2 separate regions of the Homo sapiens genome follow, and region 2 is linked to region 1. Evidence: chromatin contacts called from ENCODE Hi-C or POLR2A ChIA-PET data. All regions are on one chromosome and are shown on one strand. The core of a region is the stretch at or near the end of the contact, and the rest is flanking DNA. Distances in the headings are between cores, read along the strand shown. Region 1 has its middle 31 kb from the start of ZFAND5. Region 2 overlaps TMC1 (transmembrane channel like 1).

What was found. Hi-C counts contacts between places; a loop is a spot of excess contacts on that map. ChIA-PET counts read pairs that join two places held with the same protein, here RNA polymerase II (POLR2A). Pooled maps may share reads with other maps.
Region 2: a map of transverse colon shows a loop between it and region 1 (3-fold over the local background). The contact joins two enhancer-like sites. A Hi-C loop is called at or near these places in 1 of 168 maps with a recorded cell type or tissue (transverse colon) and 6 of 50 pooled maps. POLR2A ChIA-PET finds 5 or more read pairs at or near these places in 7 of 52 experiments (AG04450, IMR-90, PC-9 and 4 more).

What each region holds. Positions count from the first base shown.
Region 1 is chr9:72,393,336-72,399,558 of GRCh38, reverse strand. No RefSeq gene overlaps it. Among named protein-coding and RNA genes, the nearest start is that of ZFAND5, 31 kb to the right of the region's middle. Within about 2 kb of position 2,863, at least 4 of the 41 ENCODE cell types and tissues checked have a DNase peak (open chromatin) inside an H3K27ac peak, as active enhancers do; they include Panc1, where a contact is called at or near this core.
Region 2 is chr9:72,589,122-72,595,423 of GRCh38, reverse strand. The region is part of intron 2 of TMC1 (transmembrane channel like 1); the gene reads right to left. Among named protein-coding and RNA genes, the nearest start is that of TMC1, 71 kb to the right of the region's middle. RefSeq lists an enhancer at 2,703-2,762. Within about 2 kb of position 2,548, at least 2 of the 41 ENCODE cell types and tissues checked have a DNase peak (open chromatin) inside an H3K27ac peak, as active enhancers do; they include Panc1, where a contact is called at or near this core.

The sequences.
Region 1 (6,223 bases), core at 1,614-4,113:
AACTAGATCCCACTTGTTAATTTTTACTTTTGTTGCAATTGCTTTGGGCATTTTCATCATTAATTCTTTGCCCATGCCTATGTCCTGAATGGTTTTGCCTAGATTTGCTTCTATGGTTTTTATAGTTTTGAGTTTTACATTTAAGTCTTTAATCTATCTTGAGTTAATTTTCGTATAAGGTGTAAGGAAAGGGTCCAGTTTCAATTTTCTGCATATAACTAGCCAGTTCTCCCAGCACCATTTATAAAATAGGGAATCCCTTCCCCATTGCTTGTTTTTGTCAGGTTTGTTGAACATCAGATGGTTGTAGGTGTGTAGTCTTATTTCTGAGTTCTCTATTTTAAAACATATTCATTAATATGACACATTACCTTCAAGGTAATGCAAGTTTCTGCTTTGGTCTAGCAGAAAGTACAATTCTGTACACACACACAAATTCATAATTTATTCAATATAAGTAAAATATGCATGTCTTTTGGTCTTTCAAAGAGAAGTGTTATAATAATTGTAATCATAACTACTGTTTCTTGAGCACATTATTGGACCTCTGTCTGATACTACCTCTCATCCTCAAAACAACCCTGAAAGTAGGTGTTACTTCCATTTCACAGAAGACTTGTCACAACTATATGTGGTTCCATATTAATAGCTGCAACCCACTCAAGGAGACAGGGTAACAGTGATCATTTAGTGAACATCTACTATGTCCTTGCACTGTGTCAGGCCCTTTATACTTATTTTTTCATGTAATGCTCACAGCAACTTGCCAGGATAGGCAATAATGTCCCTATATTAAAGATGCAGAAACTGAGGTTCAGAGAGGCCAAGTAATGTACCCCAAATCATAGAGCCAGTGAATGGCCACATAGCTGGGTTAAAAACCTGGAACTGCCTGACGCTCAAACACTTACCTCGTCTCTAAAATATTTCCCATAAACCAATGGCATCCATTTCTCCATGTCTTTGTTCAAGCTGTATTCTCTTCCTAGGATGACCTGCCATGCCTAACCTCCCCTCAGTCTTCACGGCCGAGCACAAATATTACTTCTTCAGTCCCAACCAGCCCAGGCAAAATTCGTAATCTCAGCACAGGTTTTTGCCACTAGTCTAACACTTATCACATAGTATTGTAATTATTTGTATGTATTTCTCTGCCATGAAAGGTTAAGAAGACCTTGAGAGCAAAAATTGTTTCTTATTTACTCTTTTTTTTTTGAGACAGAGTCTTACTCTGCTACCCAGGCTCGAGTGCAGTGGTGCAATCTCAGCTCACTGCAACCTCCACCTCACGGGTTCTAGCGATTCTCCTGCTTCAGCCTCCCGAATAGCTGGGATTATAGGTGTGTGCCATCACACCTGGCTAATTTTTGTATTTTTAGTAGAGATAGAGTTTTGCCATGCTGGCTAGGCTGGTCTTGAACCCCTGACCTCAAGTGATCTGCCCACCTCGGCCTCCCAAAGTGCTGGGATTACAGGCGTGAGCCACCGCTCCCAGCCTCTTACTCACTTTTCAGTTCCCAACACATAGTGCATAGCTTGGCATATATGTTGGCACTTCATATGCTAATTGGTGGCTGATGTAATAACCCACATCAGCATGTTATAAACTAAAAGGACCTCTAAAAAGTAACAAAACCAATTCCTCCTTCATCTGTTGGGGAATTACATTTTTTGCTTATTTTTATTTATTTTTATTTTTATTTTTCTGTTTTAAAGACCGTCAGAAGAGTGATTGCTACAACCTCTTCACCTTCTTTATTTCTGATTCTAGCCCCCATCCATGCATGTTTTTTCTCTCTGAGAAAATGCTCTTAAATTTTCAAAAACATGAAACATAATTTTCACAAAATCTATCTTTATTTTGGCTGTTTCCTGGTTATCTGAGCTCTATGTGGCACAAAAATTTATTTCTACCTCTGAAGTCTCACTACAGATAGAGGGCTTTTCCTTGCCATAAGATATGTGATGACCCCAAGGGTGCACATTGGTCTCATAAGGAAGGAGCAGATGAAGATGATGCTTGGCTTAGTATTTCAGACAGAACAAATGCATGTGCACTGATTTGTACCTTCTAATCAATTACCAATGCTTTATTTCCCTATAAGAAGAAATATACATAAATGCTTTGATTCTCATTTAACAGATTGGAAAACTAAGAAACAGAAAGAGTAAATGATTTGGCTCAAACTTTATTGTCCTAGAGTTTAAAATTCAATTCAAAATTTTCACCTTCCGGACTGCACTCAAATCCAAGGCCAATTTTTCAGAAAATGGGTTGCAGCTCTAATATTTTCTTTATCAAGATAATCAGGTCATCCCTTTAAATAACTCCTTTCTTCTTTAGAAGTGACATTAATATACAACTATCCTGAAAGCTTATATGCAAAACAAGCTAATAAAAAGATCTGGCTTTTTTTTTTTTTTCTGAAGTCTTTACTTAATAAGGATATTCACAGATAATTGGCAATACTGTCTGGACAAAGAGTTACAGCTTCGTCGTCAAAACACATAGCCTGCTTGTGCAAATTAGCTTAAGAAATTTCCCATTTCTAAGAGGATAGGCCAGCTGCCAGCTCTTTAAGAAAGAAAAACACACCCTCTTAGAACACGAGTCATTAAATATTACATAAAGGGTACGTACACACACACAGGCATTTTAAAAAATTGCTCAAGACCTTCCAAAACGTCTCTTCACCACACATAGGGTACACATTTTGTCAAGATCAAGTTGTTTTTTTTCTTATGCATACCACTTACCAATAGTATTGCTACATGAGAAGGCTAAAGATGTACTGTAAACAAGAGTGCCTAACAGACAGAGCAGATGACTCAGAACTGATTTTGAAGTAGAGTTTACACTTGTAAGTTGAACTTAGTGCCTGCACCTGCTTACTTGTCAGCCCTGTTTTGAAAACAGATTGGCTGACCTTTATGCCTATAGTTATTTTCTAAATCTCATACCTGAAATGCAACCTTCTTAGAGAAAGAAGACCTAACCAATGTTTTTAGCACAGGTGGATTAAAATGGCCGTTCTTTGGAAATGTGGATTGAAAGTGTGAACAAGGACAGAAGTGTGCCCACCAAACCAAAACACAAGACCAGAGGCAATGTGACTTGCCAGAACTCAGCGTGGACATTTGAGTGGCTCCTGTCCAGTCCATGTCATAAATGAGTGCAGTGGGTGCCTTTATTCTTTTTACTGTGAACACTCAAAAGTATTGAGACATTACAAGCAGAGAGATAGTTAACAATTGAAATAAGACCAAAATAGTTCCAAAATCTAAAGGCAAAGGAATTCAGATGTCTCAACATGCTTCCCTAAAAAGCGAGTTCAAAGTACACAATAAAAAATAAGAAGATAACTGCTTTGATTTACAAGAATATTTCATTGATTTGCTTCTTAATTGCTTTGGGACAACAGATTCCTCAGAACAATGTCATATTTATTTTTCTATGTTAGCCAGAAAGTGAAAAAGAACTACTGAGTTGGAACAAGAATGTTTTCCCTTTACAAAATTAATGATTTCATCATAAATATTATGGTAACACTTTCCAAGAGTCTCAAAGTTTAATCCATCATATTTTTAGTAGTTAATTTAACAAAGTGGAATCTCAACTTTCAAATTCCTTTTCTTTTATATTGGAAGAATATTTGCCTATTTCATACTACTTTTTTTAAGCTTTTTTTTTTTAAATAAAGCACTTTTGGAAGGAAAATTTGCATATGTTTTTCAGGCTAAATCTGCTTCTTTTTAAAAACAAAAACTAATCTTAAAAAAGTAAATGCAGACAAGCAATTAAAAGGCTTTCCTTATTTGAAAAGCAACTTTTTCTCTCGTGTGGTTTATCAGTGAGCTCAAATGGACTTATATTGATAATTAAAATGATCTGTAGGGTCTTGCCCTAGTTAAAAAGCCACGTTAAAATGTGAGTGCTTGATATTAAAAGTTACACTTCCGGCCTGGCGCGGTGGCTCACGCCTGTAATCCCAGCACTTTGGGAGGCCGAGGCAGTTGGATCACGAGGTCAGGAGATCGAGACCATCCTGGCAAACATGGTGAGACCCCGTCTCTACTAAAAATACAAAAAAATAGAGGGGCGTGGTGGCGGGCGCCTGCAGTCCTAGCTACTTGGGAGCCTGAGGCAGGAGAATGGCTTGAACTTGGGAGGCGGAGCCGAGATCGCGCCACTGCGCTCCAGCCTGGTCGACAGAGCAAGACTCCGTCTCATAAAATAAATAAATAAATAAATAAAATAAAAGCTACACTTCCACCTAAGTATAATGCAGCAGCTGTGAAATGGTGGGTGATGAGGACATTGTTTCCTTACATTAATTTTTTTTTTTTTTTGAGACGGAGTTTCGCTCTTGTTGCCCAGGCTGGAGTGCAGTGGCGCGATCTCGGCTCATGGCAACCTCCGCCTCCCGGGTTCAAGCGATTCTCCTGCCTTAGCCTCCCGAGTAGCTGGGACTACAGGCGCCCGCCACCATACCGGCTAATTTTGTATTTTTAGTTGAGACGGGGTTTCTCCATGTTGGTCAGGCTGGTCTTGAACTCCTGACCTCAGGTGATCCACCCGCCTCGGCCTCCCAAAGTGCTGGGATTACAGGCGTGAGCCACCGACCCTGGTTCCTTACATTAATTCTTATGAGGGACATCATACTGAGTTTTTGTAGAAGTGCAGAGATTTCAGTTGGTTTGTTTAGTTTTACGGGGATGACACAGGGGTGGGAGTGGGAGTGGTTTATGAAAGCCGTTGCACATTATGTTATTTATTAATAAAAATGCCTTTAAAATGAATTGAAGTCAGGAAAGGCAACAATAAAAACTCTTCTATCACAGTTCTAAATAATTGTACAATAAGTAAGATTTTGCTACTAAAACAAAAAAATTCTTCAATCTCTTTGGATGCTTCTCAAAGTTCTCACAAGTGATCTGAAAGTTACACAGAGAAAAGAGAATTTTTTACATTGAATATATAAAATTGTTTCAATAAATATTTAGGGCACTACAAAACAACTCACTAAAAAGTTAAAATTCCTCAAACTAAGTTAACTCAGTCAACAAATTTGTTTGTTTCTAATCTGGTTGTTCAGTCACACAGATGTTTAAAAAATATAAAAATGTTAATATAACATGATAGTTTTTCTTGATTATAAAATTAATAAGTATGCATTATTTTAAGAAGGAAATTACATAACAGAGAACAACGCTTTTACAGTTGGTTTGGGTTCTTATTTCATAATATGTGTATCAATTTGGAAATTTTCTTATTAACTTCCTGTGACCACAGTGGAGAAGTTAGCTTATTACACTGGTCTACATCTCTCAATTTTTAGCAGTTACAGCACTATTTTAGTTTCTCCATTGGTTACCTTTGTTATTTAAATAACTTTCTTAAACCACTAGTTCTTTTTATTTAAATCCTCTTTTCAGCTTGTGAAATAGGTCACACGCCAAAAAAATACATAAAGCAGAGATGTATTCCAAAGCAAACCTCCCTGAAATGGCTACTCAGGTCAAATAAAGGAGTGTCAGTCCCCAGAAGGTTCCTGCATGCCTCTCCAAGGCATAACTCACTCCCTTTTCCTAAAACATAAAACTCTTCTGACTTCTTTAGTAATAACTTCCTTGCTTTTCTTTATATTTTTGCTATCCAAGGATGCATCACTCAACACTATAATTTCACCTGTTTTTGAATTTTATGTAAATAGAATCATACACTATATATTATTTTGCATCAGGCTTTTCTTAGCTCAGTATTATGTTCATGAGATTCACTAATATTGTAGCATTCAGCTGCAGTCCATTAATATTCACTGCTATATAGAATTCCATGAGAGAGAGCCTTACAACTATTTATCCATGCTCCCATGGATGAATATTTTGGTTGTTCCCAGGTTTAGGCTATTGTGAATAAAGCTGTTATGAATTTTCTTATACATGTCTCCTGGTACACATGGGCATATATTTCTTTTAGATATATACCTAAGAGAGAAATTGCTAGGTCATGAGGTATGGTATCTTTAACTTTAATCAATAAAGCCAAATTGCTTTCCAAATTGGTTAAGCTAGTTTCTCTTTTCACCAGCAGTGGAGGAGAGTTCCAGGAGCAATCCTTGCTCTTTTTCAGTCTTTTTAAATTTTAGCTATTTTGAGAGGTGTGTAGTGGTACCTCTTTACTGTTTTAATTTGTGTTTTTCTGGTGGCTGAGATTGAATAT
Region 2 (6,302 bases), core at 1,299-3,798, 200 kb before region 1:
AACTGATACAGTGATTATGTTCCATGTTATGTGACTCCCCCACCAACAGTGGCTGTATCTTAGTGAAATAAGAGAGGGCACTAGACCTTAGAGCAAACAATATGTAGGCTGGTCGGGGTCTATGAAGTAGCCATACACAGAAGTTCTGTCTAGTGAGGACACCAGATACAGGGAAGTAACTGACCAAAATTAATACCATTTGGCTTCAAATCCTTCAGTAAGTCTATCGGTAGCAGCAGTTGAATCAGAAGCAGAGGAGGCCAGGCATGTTGGCTCACACCTGTAATTCCAGCATTTTGGGAGGCTGAGGTGGGCAGATCACCTGAGGTCAGGAGTTCGAGACTAGCCTGGTCAACATAAAGAAACCCCGTCTCTACTAAAAATACAAAAATTAGCTGGGCGTGGTGGCACACACCTCTAGTACCACCTACTCGGAAGGCTGAGGCAGAAGAATCACTTGAACCTGGGAGGCGGAGCTTGCAGTGAGCCAAGATTGCGCCACTGCACTCAAGCCTGGGTGACAGAGTGAGACGCTGTCTCAAAAAAAAAAAAAAGAAGAAGAAGAAGCAGAGGAGAGCTGCACATTGTGAGGCAGGCAGGGAGAGAATTGGAGAGTATGTCTCTCTCCTTTTCGAATTGTAGCATGCCCCCCAAGTCATTTCAAAATTCCCCCAACATTCTAGGGGAAAATTCATGAGGAGAATATGAGAGAATATAAAATAGATGTGATAGAATATGAAATCAGTCACATAAATTGTGGGACATAGTCAAAGTTTGTGTTTTCTAATTCAAAGTTAAAAAGTCTGATTTCTTTCCCATTATCATAGCGAAACAGGCCATGTCACCCCAAAATTTGCTGATGTGGCATGTTGATTATTTTGAGCTAAAGTCACCTGAGAAACAGCAGATGCCGGAAAGGGCTATGTGATCTGCCCTCTTCTACCTGTCGTAAGCCAAAAAGATTTATTTAAGAAAGTTGCCCTCCCTGTACCAGAATAAGAAAATAACTCTTATCACCATTGACTGGGAGTTGATGCTGCAATGGAGCTGTACAAATAAACTTTCTAAACTATCCCTTATCTTCCTCTATCTTTACACCTCCCTAGTGAATTCCCACAATTTACTGCCACTGGCCCAAACCCCTTTGTCTTGTCAGCTCTTCATGAATTTATGGTTTCTCTGTCTAAAAGGTATTAGAGCTTTCTGCTTTGTCCATTTCTTCAGGTCTTCTGCTGTCTCATGAGGGTCTCCGCGTACATGTAAAAATCAATAAAACTCATATATTTTTCTCCTGTTAACCTGTCTTACAGTGATTTAATTCTTAGACCCAGGTGAAGATCCCAAGAGGTTAGGGAAGAATTTATCTTTCTCCCCAACAATAGAAATTAGAAACAAACTAACAAAGACAACAGCAGAATGATGAGTATACTCTCATACCTCTCCCCGTCATAGATGCAGCCCCTGCCCCTACCATCGCCATATTAGTAACACCATGCCTGGGCAGGAGAAGGGGGCCCTTTGATGGAAGAGCAACAAAGGAGGTCACTGACTGAGGGTCTGCACTTGCCACCAACGAGGCTGCAACACAACCAGCCAGAGATGAGCAATATCCAGTCAGTTCCAAAATACCCTTCAGTCTTTGAGAAGCCTAGGTTTTCGCCTGTTTCCATTTTTCTTTTCTTTTCCTTCTTCTTCTTCTTTTTTTTTTTTAAAATAGAAATGGGGGTCTTGGGGCTGGGCACGGGGGCTCATGCCTGTAATCCCAGCACTTTGGGAGGCCGAGGTGGGCAGATCACCTGAGATCGGGCGTTCAAGACCAGCCTGACCAACATGGAGAAACCACGTCTCTACTAAAAATACGAAATTAGCCAGGTGTGGTGGTGCATGCCTGTAATCCCAGCTACTCAGGAGGCCAAGGCAGGAGAATTTCTTGAACCCGGGAGGTTGTGGTGAGCTGAGATCATGCCATTGCGCTCCAGCCTGGGCAAAAGGAGCAACACTCTGTCTCAGAAAAGAAAAGAAAAAAAGAAAAGAAAAGAAAAGAAAAAAGAAAATGGGGATCTTACTATGTTGCCCAGGCTATTCTTAAACTCCTGGCTTCAAGCGATCCTTCCACCATGGCCTCCCAAAGGGCTGGGATTGCAGGCATGAGCCACCACACTCCGCCAGATTTTTGCCTGTTTCTGTTTTCTGAAATGCTGGTTTTGGGTGGAGATATCTAACTTCCTTATTCCATGTGTTCTTTCAATAAAACTTCTCTTAATTACAGTGACTTGAAGGTTTCTCTCCTCTTTGAAAACTGAACACTATTTTCAATAATTATCCAATTTTTCCAACCATTTCAAAAGAAATTCTATCTTCACTCTAAAGAATTTTACTCACATTTTTAACCTTAAAAAAAATGATTCTTTTCTCCCAGAGCAATACTGTTTTAACAGCCCTGAGCCTAGTCAAGATAATAGTTGTTGTATCACTTACTTCCAGCAGATGGCGCTATTGCTGGTTCACACACCCACTGTCCTAGGAAATTTAATCTCATTACTAAGTAAATACCAACAACTGCTTCACAAAGGTAACTGCTTCTCCCTCTTCCTGAGAACTCATCACAGTTTTAACAACCACCATCTCCCTAACTGACCCATTGGACATTTAACAGCTGTCTTTGACGGTTCCATAAGTGTAAGACATTGAGCATCTGATACCTAGGGATGTTCTCCAGTCACTGCAGGCAACTTAGAATCTAGCAGGAGAGGTGGCCATTTAGCAAATAATCCCACAGATACATAACCATGGCTTTGATTTGTGCTTCAGAAGGAAACACGCACACCTGCTTGCTAATGCCACACATGACCAAGCCTGAGAGGTGGGACCCAAAGGAGAAGTAGGGGGTAAATTCTGAAGGAGGAGGGAGAGGCAGCCTCCCAAGGAGAGCTCACAGCAAGGTGCTGAGGCTGGAGGATCACGGCACCTGAGTGGAACCAACAAAAAGAGGCCAGAGCTTTGACACCAATGATAAGAGTAAAAGAAAAGAGAACTGACTGATGCCATTGATAAGTTCCTGGCTTTAATGATCCCCAAGTTTATATCTGTAATGATCTTCCCTTCCAGGTTCCACATATATGTTCCTGCTTGATGTATCCTCTTAGCTGTTTCAAAGGTAACCCTCAAATATATGTGTAGCTTTGACTTCACCATCTTCTCAGGTCTGTAGGGCTGTCTCCTGAATGTCAATGAATAGTGAAACTCGTCATTTAGTTGTGAAATTCAGAAAACTGTAAGAGTCCTGGAGTTGTCCTTTACCCTGCTGATCAAATCCTGTTGATGTTATCTACCACATCAGATGGTTTTTTTGCTCGATCAGTGATCAGCAAAAGGGCTGTTCTGTGTATTGTATGATATTCACCAGCATCCCTGACCACTACCCACTAGATGCTAAGTGTGATCTCTAAACTAGCAACTAGCGCCTCCAGGTAATTTGTCAGAAATGCAAATTCTCAGGCCCCATCCACGACCTACTAAATCAATGATACCCAGATATCTGCATTTTAACAAGGTTTCCGTGCCAAGGTGCAGTGGCTATAATCCCAGCACTTTGGGAGGCCAAGGAGAGAGGCTTGCTTTAGCCCAGGAATTTGAGACCAGCCTGGGCAACAGAGTGAGACCCTGTCTCTATTAAAAACAAACAAACAAATAGCCATGGTGGTCCATGCCTGTAGTCCCAGCTACTCAGGAAGCTGAAGTGGCAGGATTGCTTGAGCCTAGGAGATGAAGGCTGATCAAGGTTGCAGTGAGCTATGATTATACCACTGCACTCTAGCCTACGCAACAGTGTGAGACCATCTCTAATAAATAAATAAGACTTCCAGGTGATACTCAAATCCACTACAGTTTGAGAACCACTGCTTCAGAAACCCACTGCCATGAACCTATTCCATCACTTCTTACCCGGGCTACTGCAATAGCCTTGTAATTATTCTTCTCCATATTCACACTTCCTTCTACAGTGAATCTCAATCCTGACACACTTTATAACCTACTGGGAGCCAACCTAAACTAATTAAATCAGGATCTCTGTGGGTGACACCAAGGCTTTGATATTGTTTAGAAGTTTCCTCTGGAAAGCCAAGGCCAGAACTACTACTCAATGCTAATCCATTCTGCCTTGCAGCCAGACTGATGTTTAAAGCTGCAAGTCTGGTCTTAAGTAGAGGTGCCACCTCTACTTAAAATTCACCTTGATATAGCCTCATTTCTTAACACCTACAGGGCAAACCAACAAGCAAGGGGCCTGTGTTTAAAGCCACGCACCCCTCCCATCTTCATCACACTGACCTTCTGTCTGTTCTCTGCAGGCTCCATGCTTTGTCCTGCCTTAGAGTCTTGCACCACTGTTTGCTCTCTTGGCCTAAACCACTCTGTCTTCCTCTTTTTGCCTAGGAATCCTCACTTATTCCGCGGATCTCAGTTTCTTCTTCCCTTCCCCAGGAAAGCCTTTCCCAACCTTCCCTCTTATACTAAGGGTAGGTAAGAGTGGGGTAGGGCCTGAGTTTGCCCAGAAAGTCCTGATTTATGCCTGTTGTTCCAGGACAATTAACACACCCTCTTACATGCTCAAAAATGTCCTGTTTGCAACAATAAATTATATAATGCCCTCACCTGTTAGATACTGTCACACACTTTCTCATATACCTCCCCTTTGTGACTCATCACAGGTGCCACTTTACATTTTTTTGGTGACTCTTGGATTCATGTCCATCTTCCTCACTGGACTGAAACAGTTTGACACACAGGAGGCACCCAACGAATATGTGTTGAATGAATGAACAACCTTTTGAGGTGAGCATTAATTAGTGTTCCCATTTTACAGAAGAGGAAACCGAGTCGAAAGAATTTTAAGTATTTGTGTGATTTGCCAAAATCACACAGTTAGGAAATGGTATGGCTGGAATTTGAACCTAGCTCTGGTGTTTTTCAAGATCATAACCATGAAGCTTGGAGAGAGCTCTTTCACTGCCTGATTCAGTGACTAAGATTCTACAATAGCCCAGGATTGAGCTTTGCTCAGTCCTTTTTAGAACTGAACTCAGCTTGAAAGCTACACAATTATTTCCTTTCCATTGAAATTGCAATCTGCTTCAAGGAAATGAAGCTTATGGCTGTCAGAGTATAAAGGGCAAGTGTGTGGGAGAAGCCAGAGATCAAACGGTCAAATACACTTGTTATAGAATTTTTCATGAGCTGAAAATGCTATCATTTGAATCCAAGCTTCTCCCCATTGGATTTTTAAAAACTGAGAACAAAGGGTGAGGGAAAAGGCAGCTGTCAGTGAATAATCAGGAGGCAGATGGAATGGTGCAGGCCTGGGGACAAGGAGGAGAGGCAGCCAAGGGCTGGGACAGAGATCACAAGATAAGTCAGCATAGCAGAAGCTAAGAAGCTGCTTCTCCCTCAGCCCAAACACAGGGGCAACATTGGATACCCTGCAGTTCATCAGTGGGTCCCTCAACTTGCACCAGCTTCCCTTCCTCTTTCAATATAGTAATAGTAAGTTGTAATGCCCTGAGGTCACTTTGTCTCTGATTCTCAGTTTCCTCATCTGCAAAATGAAGAAGTTCCATCTAAACGACCTTTAAAGTTGTTTTTGGCTGTAAAATTTTATGGTTTTATAACCCACAGCCAATGCTGTTAGAATTGACTCAAGAAAGACAAGAACACACCTGGGTATTAGTAGTCATTCTCTTCTCAAAATCAGAAAAAGGATGGCCCATTTATGCTATTCCTCAACCCATAACCTTACAAACTGCACCTGATTGTTAAAAACGTGCCTCAGGTCAAGTCCGACATGCTTTGAAGTCTAAATTGAACCTTGAAGCTCAGAGCCAAATGAACCCCAACCAGAGTGAATGCCACAGTGTACTAAATCTCAAACTGAGATGAAACTTAAGCTATCATTACAAAAATATACATTTAATAGAAAAAATTGGTGGTGATATTTTTAATTTTTCAATAATTTCATTTGTTGGCAAGATGAATTATGTATAATTTTAGACAATTAAATCGGAACAAACCCAGATTGTATTAATAGTTCACATTTGTGAAACACAATGTATTTAATAGACATTTTCTAATTGGATCAAAACGTTTCATGAGGCTTTGTTTGTTTGTTTCCCCACACTGAGCCTCTAGCAAGTTTATAAGGTTGATGTCAACAGTAGAAGTAAGTAGCTAGGAGGTAAGACCAGCTAGGAGAATTTATTCAAATGCAGCTCTGATGTTTCTGTGCCTTGATGCATGCCGTTTAC